Regions from separate parts of the Mus musculus genome. Here region 1 is linked to region 2. A link is a loop called in an ENCODE intact Hi-C map of the cell type or tissue named here. Cell type or tissue: gastrocnemius. All regions are shown on one strand. Links, peaks and the distances in the headings refer to the core of each region. The heading gives the core; the rest is flanking DNA. Region 1 holds the start of Pitpnm3 (PITPNM family member 3). Region 2 holds the start of 4933427D14Rik (RIKEN cDNA 4933427D14 gene).

Region 1 (5,368 bases), core at 317-5,316, 71 kb before region 2:
CAGAGGCAGTTCCCATGCTGGCAGCCCTCCAGCCTCCAGAGCCCTCACATTGTGCCAGAGGGATTTATCCAAACACACAAACCTTACCACCTCTCCTCTGGCCCCGGTGCTCTCTCTGGAGTTCCTTCTGACCTCTGCACCAAGCCTCTAGGAACCTGGCACCCCAGCCCAGCTGGATTTTTCTGTCACAGCCCCTTGTCTCCCCTTTATCCATATCCCCAGCCTTTGCTTAAGCTTCTGCAGAACCAGGCAGCCTGGCTCTTGCCACCATTCTGTCTAAACTCTGCTAGCCTTGAAGATCCAGCTAGAGAACCCAGCCTTCGCTGCTCCAACCTGCTGCTTCCTCTGGCCATGGGTGGCTCTATGCAGAGAATTATCATTTCCTTTATAGAGTTCCAGTTCTGTTCTCCTTCCTCCCTCCTCTGGTTTTCATCCTGTCTTCTCTTGTCCACAGAACAAGACCAAGGAGCGTTCTTCCTTTCCAAGTATTGGGACAGTCAACTCTTTTGATTTCTGTGTGGCTGAGATTGCCCCAAAGCTTGAAGGCTGGTAATAATCAAGTTGGATCCACTCTCTGCAAATGAATCTCATCCTGTCTGGGATCTGATTACATTTTCTCTTGTGCCTGGATTCTCCGAGCTACATGAAAGTCCTTGAACTGCCTTCCTGGCACAGCTGCTGTAGCCTTGGCTGGCTGCTCAGGATGTTCATCGTGCCGCTCCAGCACCACCATTCACCACCACGACGTGATGGTGGAACTGTAGAGTATACAGCCTGGCATCGGTTACAACAGCGCCAGGACCCAAAGCCCATCTCCTCCTTAAGTAGCCGGACCACTGGCCGGTTTTCAGAGGAAATCCCACACAAATCAGGAAGCAGACCCCCTCACTCGCAGGCAAGATTTCCTACAACCTCCCTTTAGTCTCCTCTCACCTCTCAGGGTGGAGGGCTGATCCTTCTGCCTTTTAGTCTGTGTATGGTACTGAATTGCCATCTTTCTCTCTTGGGCCTCAGTTTCCTCAGCTATGAATAGAAGAACTTGGCCTTGAATTATATATAAGCTATATAATTCAAGGTAAATGTGCTTGATGAGAGAGGCCAGGCATTCCTCCATACTCTGCATCCTTAAGTCACTGGGTTTAAGGTAGCTAAAGAAAAGAAGGGATATTTGCAGGCTGCCACGTTGCCCAGGAGAGTTGAGAAGCGTGGTCAGATCTTGCCAGAGGTCATCTGCAGAGCTCCTTGGGGTGGCAGCTGAGTAAGAGACAGAGAGGCACCAGGCAGGTGGTCACAGAGGAGGGAAGTCTGGCTTGCTCTGAGGGAAAGGACTGAGACTGTGAAATGGAAAAGTTGTAGAGCAGCCCCAGGCAGCAGTCTTGGGAGGCCTGGCCATTTCTTCACCTTCTGCAGGGCACTCTCCCCATGGATCTCAGCTAGGGACCAAAAGACCCACAATCCAATTCATAGGACCTGGGGCTGCCCTTCTCCCAGAATGAGGAGGGGAGTAGAAAGATTCCTTAGCATCCAAAAAAACAAAAGCAAAACAAAACAAAACCAAAAAAAACCTTGGTCTTGCATCCAGGCTCACCTAGACCCTCCCAGCCATCTTCAGGGAGCTATTTGCTTCCAAGGGCTTTAAAAGGGGAGTACCTTCCTACTTCTCAGAATCATGGGGCAGTAAAGGGCTTAAGTATGTTACCTGGTACACAGGTCAAGAAGAGATTTCTCTAACTACTCTTGCTACTGTGGTGCCCTGGCAAGAGACCTGGATCCGGACGTCCAGACCTGTGCTCACACATGAGCACATGTAGAATGGGTAGCAGAGACGCATGCTCTTCCTTTATGAAGAGCAGGGGTGGGGAGGGACCAAGGCAGGAGAAAGAAGGGAGCAGAGAGCCTTTTCCAGCCTCCTGGTGTCATCTCACTGTGCCTCCCTCGGGAGGGGAGGGGAGGGAAGTGGGAAAGGGGGTGTTTAGATGCATTTGCTTATGCTGTCTCACACAAACAGCCTCTCCCTCACAGGATTCCTCTGCCACACCTGAGTCACAAGGCCAGTCCATGCCAAGGATTGGGACCTGTCCCAGGGTCGCAGGCAGTTCAATGGCACTCACATCTAGAGTGCGGGCAGGTGGTCATGTTCATTCCATCTTTGCCATGCCTATGGGTGGAGAAGTGGGGTTCACACCAGGCCCCACGGGGATGGCATGGCACCTGCCAACGTCACAGGCTGGGAGTGAGTTCATGGCAGATTCTCACACGCCAGAGCTCCCAAGCTCAGGACTGTTGAGACCAGCCTCATCCATTTGTGGCCAGCCCTATGAACACTGGCTTTCCTCAACTTGGCCTTTTAGGGCACTGTAGGGGTCCAGGGCACAGAGTGGGGAGTCCGGGGCTAAACCTGGTCCCCTCCAGGTCCTAACCAACTCACAGGGCCTGACATCAGAGCAGATGCTGGTGAATGAACGCCTGACTGGATGAATGAAGGGACGACTAACACCTACTCCCTGGGATCCTTGGGCTACAGCTCTGAGCTTGCAGGAGAGCCGAGCCCATGGGACCCCAACAGAGGCCCCGCCTGCCTAGCCCGGCACCTGAGGCTCTGCCTCTGGGTCAGGTGGGAGGCGGGGAGGCTCCCCAGCCATAGTGTACCCCTCCAGCGACGGGACCAGTAATCTGGGTCTCTTAACCCAGCTGGTGGCAGGGGCGGGGGACTGTCGCATCCAAGATAGAGAGTGACAGGACAAGGGGGCGCGTCCTGGTTTGTTGGGGCGTGGGATGGATCAGCGACCGCGGGACATCCCCTTTGGGTTCCGGTGCCGGGGTCTACTCCCCCGGTCTCCCGGAGGGCAGCGACAGCTCCGAACTGCCGACTGGACTGAGGAGCCGTGGACCTGACCCAGTGCAGCGGGGCAAGCGGGATGCGGTGTCCCACGAGGTGACTGGGGGCGCGGGAAGGACGCAGGGCGCGCGGAGCCCCTTATGCACGCCCCGGGGTCCGGGCGGGTCGCCGCGGTCACTGTGCCTCCGCCCACCTGGTTGGGGGGCTCACCTGGGCCGAGCGATCCCTCCCGCCACCCGCCGAGCGCCCCGCGCCGCGCTCACCTGCGCTGCCCGCCTTGGCCATGTCCCGGGCGGCGGGCTCCGCTGTGCTGCCGGCGCTGCTCGCTCCCGGCCGGGCCCCGGCGCCTTCGGCCGGAGCGGACTCTCCGGGCGCCGCGCCCCGCGCCCCCGCCCCGCTCGCTCGGCCGCCTCCACCGCAACCGCCGCCGCCTCGCCGCTCCCTCCCGCTCCCTTAAAGGAGCCGAGCGGCGACCGCGCCGCCCCCCCTCCGCGCCGCCGGGGAGGGACTGACGACGGAAGGCGCCCGACACCGCCCCCGCGGGCCCGCACCCCCGCCCGGAGCCGCGCGGCCACCGCAGCGCGCGGGAGGCGCAGCCCACTGATTGCGGCCACTGAGACCCCGACCCTCGCTGAAAGACAGACGTAGACAGACTCCGGATTACAGCTCGGAGACGCTGCGGGCCAGGCAGGGATGAAGACATGGACTGCGAGCCTGGGGCGCAGTGACCCTGAGACAAGGCACCAGAAAGAGGCGCTCCTAGGGCAGAAACACCCTTGGGAGAGAGAGAAATTCAAGGAAATCGGAGCTGGCTAGAGTCTGTGAGGACAGGGAGAGCAAGGAAGACCAGGACCCAGGAGACTGAGAAACCTAGAACGAAGTCTCGCAGAGATGAGAGGGGACTTCTCCATCAGCTCCCAACTCCAGGGATGCTGGATGCCTGCATCTGCTCTAGTCTCAAGAGAGGAAAGCTTTTGTCCTTTAGCACTAAAGGATCCGTTAAACCTGCAAACCCCACCTGCCAGTAAACGCTAAGCAGAGTTTGTGGGGAGCCTGGCAGAAAGCAGTGTGTCCCCCTAACACTTTCTCACAGAAGTGCTGACATTCTAATTAGCGGGCCTCCTGAGACATTTAAATTGTGGTTTCTGCCCACTGCAGTCAGGGGATCCACAGGAGATGGTCAGTCGTTTTAGATGGGGCCTAGAAGGTAGGGTCCTGGAGAGAGCAGTCGGCTCCCTAGCTCAGTTCCAGGCGAGGCCACTTCCTCCCTGCTGACGGTTAGGGTGAGGGCTAGGCTCCTTAGAGGACTGTTGGGCCTTCCCTGAAGCCTGTTTTTCTCCCACAGTCTGCAGCCAAGCACCCACACTGGGCACTAGACAGTTCCACCCCTAGGCCAGCCAGGACTTAAGTGCCCCATCCACTGCCCCATAGAAACAAAGCACACAAGGGGCCTCTACGGGACACACCCATTTCTGGGCTTTGACTCCTTCAGCCTATCCAGGTTAATCAGCCTTACACTCCCTCTTTAGTCTATCAAAGGCTCAGCCTCAGGCAAGAGTCTTCCCGAAACTTTTGCACAGAGCTAGCAGCAACAAAGTTCTTCACCTCAGCGAAAGGAAGTCTGTATCGCCTACTCATGGACCTCTCCCTGCTTTCTGATGCCTCATCTACCAAACCAGGCTTTCCTAGGGTCCTCTGTGCAGACCGAACAACGTGCCTTCACTCACGACAGCTAGCTAGCATGCTTTGACAAAGATTCTCCATCTTAGTTTTAGCTATGACTGTCTCACCTCTCAAAAAACCCTTTAGTCCCAAGGACTCCAGAGTGGGACAGCAACACATCTTGTAGACATGGAAGTTCAGAAGCCCCAAAGTCCTGGATCCAAAGCTGTTCACCATCTCAGGCCACTGGCTACTAGCAGGGAGGGCACGGATACCACCTTTCTACCTCTAACTCTGGAGTGCTCCCCCATATTGGAACTGCAGTCTGTGTGGCTTTCTGTGTGAACTTTTGTTAAGTCTGGATGTACCCTCTGGGGTGTACTGTGTCACCCCACTTTATGCAGAGGAAACAGGCTAAGACAATTCACTGTCCTACAGAATTCCATTTCAGGCCTGAGCTCTGTCCCTCTGGGTCTCCTCCTTCTTACACTTCCCTGAGGCTCTGGGAATTTCAGAAGCTTAGCAGTTTGTATAATGTCTCCATTTGGCCACCTGGTCTGTGGGTCCATAAGTAGTGACAGTGGACACCACTGACTACAGAAGACATAATGAACCTGTCACAGAAGGGACACAGTTAGGCCTAAGTACCTCCCCAGGTTGTGGCTCTCAGCAGGAACAGTGACCACAGGTTGACAGCAGTCCTGTTTCCTGGCATAGCTGTGTGTGTGTGTATGTGTGTGTGTATATATGTGTGTGTATGTGTGTGTGTGTGTGTGTGTGTATGTGTGTGTGCATGTATGTACATGAGTAGATGTGTATATGAATATCTGTGTGCATATTCACATGGACACAGACCCAGGAAAACAT
Region 2 (5,368 bases), core at 51-5,050:
CAAGAAGCAGATGGAGGCACACAAGGAAGGCAATGCCAATGGCCTGCCAGCACCACAGGGATGGAGCTGAAGCCACAGAATGAGCTGCAGAGTTGAGGCTGTCCACCTCAAGTCAACAATCACACACACATTCACACACAAGTCCAAGGACACCCACCCACACCACTCTCTTGTAAAAAGTCCTGGGATAGCCCTTTCCTTGTAATGCATTCCCCATCTTTCCAAAAGTCTCCCAATTTGTTACCCTACACACCCTGTGATGTCTGCCACAAAGTATCTCTCCAGGAATCATGAGGTCCCTATACATCAGTTCCTCCATCTACGCCCAAGACAAACCTTTCCCCAGCCTCTTCCCTCCCAGAATCCCAGGACATCTTCAACTGTTTTCTATGTATCTACTGGAAGGTGCCCCTCAGTCCACCCTCCCCCATCTCTCCCAAAGCATCCACTGTCACTCTAGCTTCAGGAATCCTTCCCACAGCTCTCTTCCCACTCCCCTGCAGATCATCTCTGAAATGGCCAATGTCTATTTCCTCCCCTGAAACTGCCGGCACAGTTGTTCTCATTGCAGATACTCTGGGAAGATTCTCATAGGTTGTTACCTCCCCTGCAGATCTTGAACTGACCCACATTCTGGTACCAAGCTCACCGGTGTAAGAAACTTCCACAGCCTGGCCCCTCCCTACAAGTCCCAGGCTCCCTCTACTCACTGTTTCCTCCCCTGATGACCTTACTCCCTCAGTGGCCGGTCTCCTAACCACTGTCAGGTCAGAGACACCTTCATCTGCCTCCTCCCCAGAGGGCCCAGCCACCCACACTGGTGCAGGGACATGTCTGACCATGGGAACCCTCCCCGGATGCAAAGCCTCCCTCCCTGCCTCGGGAACTGTTCCACTGTGTCTCCTCCACAGATCAGAGATACCTTCAGAGCCTGCTTCCCTCTCAAGTTCAGGGACACTGGCAGCAGTGGGTACCTCGGTCATTTGTCTTCTTTGCCATATCCCCGAGCTTTCTCCACAGCCTCTATCCACTACCCCATGAGGCCCACAGAGCCCAGAAGCTGTGGTCTCTCCCACGGCTGTGGGAATTCTAGCAGCCACAGGCATCACAGCAGGCTGTCTTCTCTGTACACCCGCAGAGAGTGTCGCATCCCCCATGGACTCGGGGAGCCCCACAGTCACTGGTACCCTTGTAGGTGGCCTGCCTCCTGAGTCTGAGGCTCTCCTACAGCTGTGCTCCCACACACAACCAGATCCCCTGAGAGCCACGCCCACACCAGCTGGTGATACCCCTACTGTCACAGGTATACCCACAGTCTGTCTCCTTCCTGATAAGTTTGAGAAACTTCTGGAGCCAGCCTCTATCTTCAGAGAACCAGGTATTTCAGGAGCCAGGGGAACCCCAATAGCCGGTCTCCTTCCCCATGAACATGGGAGAGCCCCAGGTTCAGCATCCTCTAGCACAGATGAGCACTCCTCAGGAGCCACAGGTCTCGCGCAGGCAACCTGAGTTCTTCCCGGCAGGTTCACCCCGTCTGTAGAGCTGCTTTCCTGACACACCCACAAGGCAGCAGGTACACCCAGAGCCGAGGGTACGCCTTCTGTGGCCCACCTGTGCTTTGGCACAACTGCTTCCGTCAATCCCACAGCTCGCCTCCTTCCACACGGACAGGAGAGAGCGCCACATCTGACATCCTGATCCACAGCCCCATGTATTCCTAAAGCTGCAGGCTCCTGAGCCTCCGGCTCCCTCATGACCTGCCTCCTTTCCCACAGGCTTAGAGGATTCCCATTGTATGTCTCCTCCATAACCGGCCCCGGCAATGGCTCAGCCAGAGGAGCTTCCTGAGCCGACTGCTGCCTCTCCCACAGGCCTGAAACGTCATAGCTGGTTTCTTCTTCCCTACCTCCTGGTACCACCACTGTCTGCAAACCTGGCAACTGTCCTTTTCCCCACAGTCCTGGAATACTTGCATCATCTGCCTCCTTCCCCAAAGCCCTGGGTGCTCCCATTGCCTGTTCTATACCCCACAGGCCCTGGGCACCTCGAGAACCTATCTCATGCTCCTCAGAAGCACACAATTCTACAGCCTGTGCTGCACCCCATGACCCCGGGTCACCTCCACATCTAGCTTCCTCTTCTCTAGCACAAGGCACTCCTACAAGCTGTCCCATGGTCCTTAGACCAGGAATACCCCTAGAACCTATATCTTCCATCTCTTGTCTCCTTTGCCACAACCCTGGGCCCCCGTGGGAGGTAGTTCCATCTTCCATGGCCCTGGGTAGTACCAGCAGGGCATCAGGGCCCCCTTCCATCAGCCCCCTTTCCCATAACATATGCCCATATTCAGCTCCTTCTGCCAGAGCCCCAGAAAACTGCCCTGACTGCCCTCCCCCACAGAGACATGAGGTACCCTCACATTCCCTCACTTCTCCAGCTCTGGGCCTTTTCAAGACCTGAGACCATCCTATGGCCTCAGGCACCACCACAGTTTGTCTTTTTTCCCAAGGTCCAGAGGAAACACAGTCTATCTTCTCTACTACCTCAGGTCCACCCACAGGAGGTGGTGTCTTCCCAGCTTGTCCCTGCCTACAAAGGATAGAGACTCTCTCACAACCGGCCCCTATTCCCCTAGCTGTGGGCAGTCCTGAGGCCTGGGGGAATGTCCTAGTATTGCCTCTCACCCAGGGTCCGGTGACACCACCTCGGCTGGTCTCTACCCAGGAAGCTCGCCCAGGAATACCCTTCTCGATCGGCCCCTCTCCCACGGGAACGGGATGGAGCTCCACTCTGCTTCCTTCCCAGCATCCCGACGCTACCCTCATAGCCTGCACCTTCAACCACAGTTCCAGGATGCTCTCATGGCCAAGTGTTCCTGGACGACCTTTTCTCTCACAGCTTGGAGAGCTCCTATTGTCTAGCTCCTCCTCCCCAGATACAGTCACCCACACAGACCCAGCAGGCCCAACCACCTCGGGCTCGCCCACAGTCCCGTTCACCCACACTGTCCTGGGGTCCATTGCTGCCTCAACCGAGCCTGCAGTCCCAGGTATCCCAAAGGCCCTGTTCACCCTAGCGGGGACTGCGGGCTCCGCAGTCCTCTTCTCTAAAGGCTGCTGACCATTCTGTAGCCACCCTATGTTTGCACAGAGCATCCGCCGCACTGAAGATCTCACCCGGCGCCTTACTCCATAGCCTCGGGATAACCCTGCACCCCACCTCCTCGCCCACAGAGGCCGAACACCCCGACGCAACCTGCGGGCCCTCATGCAATGAGCCGGCATCTTCGCTGCCAGTGTACACCTGCGTAGCCCGGGCAAGGGCCCCCGTGCCGGCGTCGCAGCTCCTGGACAATTCCTTTCCCCAATGCAACCTCAGACACGCTCTCTTTGCATCTGTTCCCCCGCACACGCACTCACAACACTCGGATCCAGTCCTCGCTGCCTTTCTGCCTCCCAGCTCTCTCCAAACCCCCGCCCGATCCCGGACGCCGCCCCCGGCCCCGGCCCCCCTAAAGTCTGACAAATAGAAAGGTAATAGGAGGGGCGGAGCTGCAAGGCAAGCCTGGGGCGAGGTCTCTCACTGTCTCTCTGTCTAATGCAGTTTCCCAGAATTCCCCCAGCTCCGGCCCAAGCCCACCTGGTTTGGGCGCGGCGCGGCCACCAAGAGATCGTAAGGCGACCCCACGCTAGGCCTCGCTTCCGGCCTCTCGCCCAGTCGTCATGGCAACAGGCGCGCGGCTGTTTGGGAGCCGTTGATCTTCCTGAGCCATTTGAGGATCAAGGTGTTGTACCGCGACGGGCTTTGCCGTCACTGTCCATGAAGCCAGGGTGGGGACCAGACCAGGTCAGGCGTCTAGTTGTCTGAGGGAAACTGGCGCCAAAAAGAAACTCCAGCAGACCAAAAGGACGGCCCTAAGGAGTTATGGCTATTCAAGGCTCCCGTAGCACCACTCTGCTGCGGCGGCCCCGCCCACCCGGAACCTTGTCCACGCCTTACTTGGGCCCCGCCTTGGGGGCGCAGGACCCTAGGGCTCCTCCCGTGCTCCTCTCCGCACTGTTGTACCCATGGCCACCTTCGAGGAGGTGAGCGTGCTGGGCTTCGAGGAGTTCGACAAGGCAGTGAAGGAGCATGAGGGCAAGACCATTTTCGCCTACTTCAGCGGTTCTAAGGATACCGAAGGGAAGAGCTGGTGTCCGGACTGCGTGGAAGGTGAGGCTGGGACCAGGACTGGGGGTTGCTGCGCCACAGCAGTGCTAGGAAGAAGGCCCCTGCTGAAGTCAGAAAGTGGGATGAGATGAGGATCTTGGTCCTGCAGACCCGCAGAAGCGCCTGAGCTGTACCCCGTCTCTCGTTAGGCCCTTACTGCCCCACCCAAGGATGACCCTCATTTTTATCATGGATTCGGATCTTGGAACCAGGTTCTTTAAAATTCTCAGTTCCCCAAACGATTAGTGTCTCATAAAAAAAAAAAAGACCAGACTCAGGAGTTGATCTTTCCGTCATCATATATGTATGCTGAGTTTTCTGATTGTGTCTTAAAGACAATCAGGACTAGGACTTAAGTGATTCACGAGTCCAGAGGACACGCGACTTTAACATCCTATCTTACAACCGGTTAAAGTCTAAGACTGGGGACGGGAGGGCGTGGGCTATCGCAGTTGATGTGTAATTACTTTTTAACTCTTTTAAAAAGCTGAGCCAGTCATTCGAGAGGGGCTGAAGCATGTTACCGAAGACTGTGTGTTCATCTACTGCCAAGTAGGAGACAAACCTTAGTAAGTCATGTATACCGTATCTCCAGACATGGACTATATTATTAAAAAGCTGGGTAAAAAGGACCTCAGATAATTGGTCAGGCTCTGTGTTTTAGGTATTGTCTGATAAGCTAAACAATTAGAATTACTGAATTCATATTTACAGTTTATGTTCAACCACATATCATCATTAATGAATTGGGTCTGGAATAAGTTCAGAACTCTATTGACTTTACATTTGTTTTATCTTAGCCACACTTTAAACTTTGCAGAAAGTGACACATAAGTTACAGTTCTCAAAATGTTTAAAGGTTAACAAAAGCAGTGGTTACAAGTATATTATATATAAGTCAACTGTTGAGTAAACTGTAATGAACCAAGTAGTATTTTTCATTATCTGTTTCATTTTGGAACAGCTGGAAAGACCCAAATAATGACTTCAGACAAAAACTGAAAATAACCGCAGTGCCTACACTACTTAAATATGGAACAGTAAGTGTCTACCTTTATGTTTGTAGCTATAATGTAGTTAAAACTCAAGTTGTTTTTTGAGTCAAGTTTGAAAAGATCTTGACCTTTGATTTCCAACATCACATTGTTGTTCAGAGTGC

What was found. Hi-C counts contacts between places; a loop is a spot of excess contacts. Peaks named below come from ENCODE experiments on the same cell type or tissue, not always from the same donor. Only the 100,000 strongest peaks of a DNase experiment are listed, where the experiment ranks them.
Region 1: it touches region 2 in a loop (5-fold over the local background); 1 of 42 quality-filtered maps calls a loop at or near these places.

Annotation. Positions count from the first base shown.
Region 1 is chr11:72,132,552-72,137,919 of GRCm38, forward strand. Pitpnm3 (PITPNM family member 3) reads right to left here and starts at 3,338. Exons shown (of 20, transcript NM_001024927.2): 1 at 3,103-3,338. The coding sequence starts at 3,124. In gastrocnemius, for the core only: no CTCF peak of the experiment used is centred there; DNase peaks (open chromatin) are centred at 702, 2,199 and 3,118; H3K4me3 peaks cover 2,506 bases; H3K27ac peaks cover 3,627 bases.
Region 2 is chr11:72,203,557-72,208,924 of GRCm38, forward strand. It overlaps 4933427D14Rik (RIKEN cDNA 4933427D14 gene), which reads right to left and starts at 3,926. Exons shown (of 19, transcript NM_001361564.1): 1 at 3,640-3,926. Txndc17 (thioredoxin domain containing 17) reads left to right here and starts at 3,998. Exons shown (of 4, transcript NM_026559.3): 1 at 3,998-4,212; 2 at 4,697-4,778; 3 at 5,174-5,249. The coding sequence starts at 4,068. In gastrocnemius, for the core only: a CTCF peak has its summit at 3,077; DNase peaks (open chromatin) are centred at 54, 689, 1,237, 1,536 and 5 more places; H3K4me3 peaks cover 2,512 bases; H3K27ac peaks cover 2,196 bases.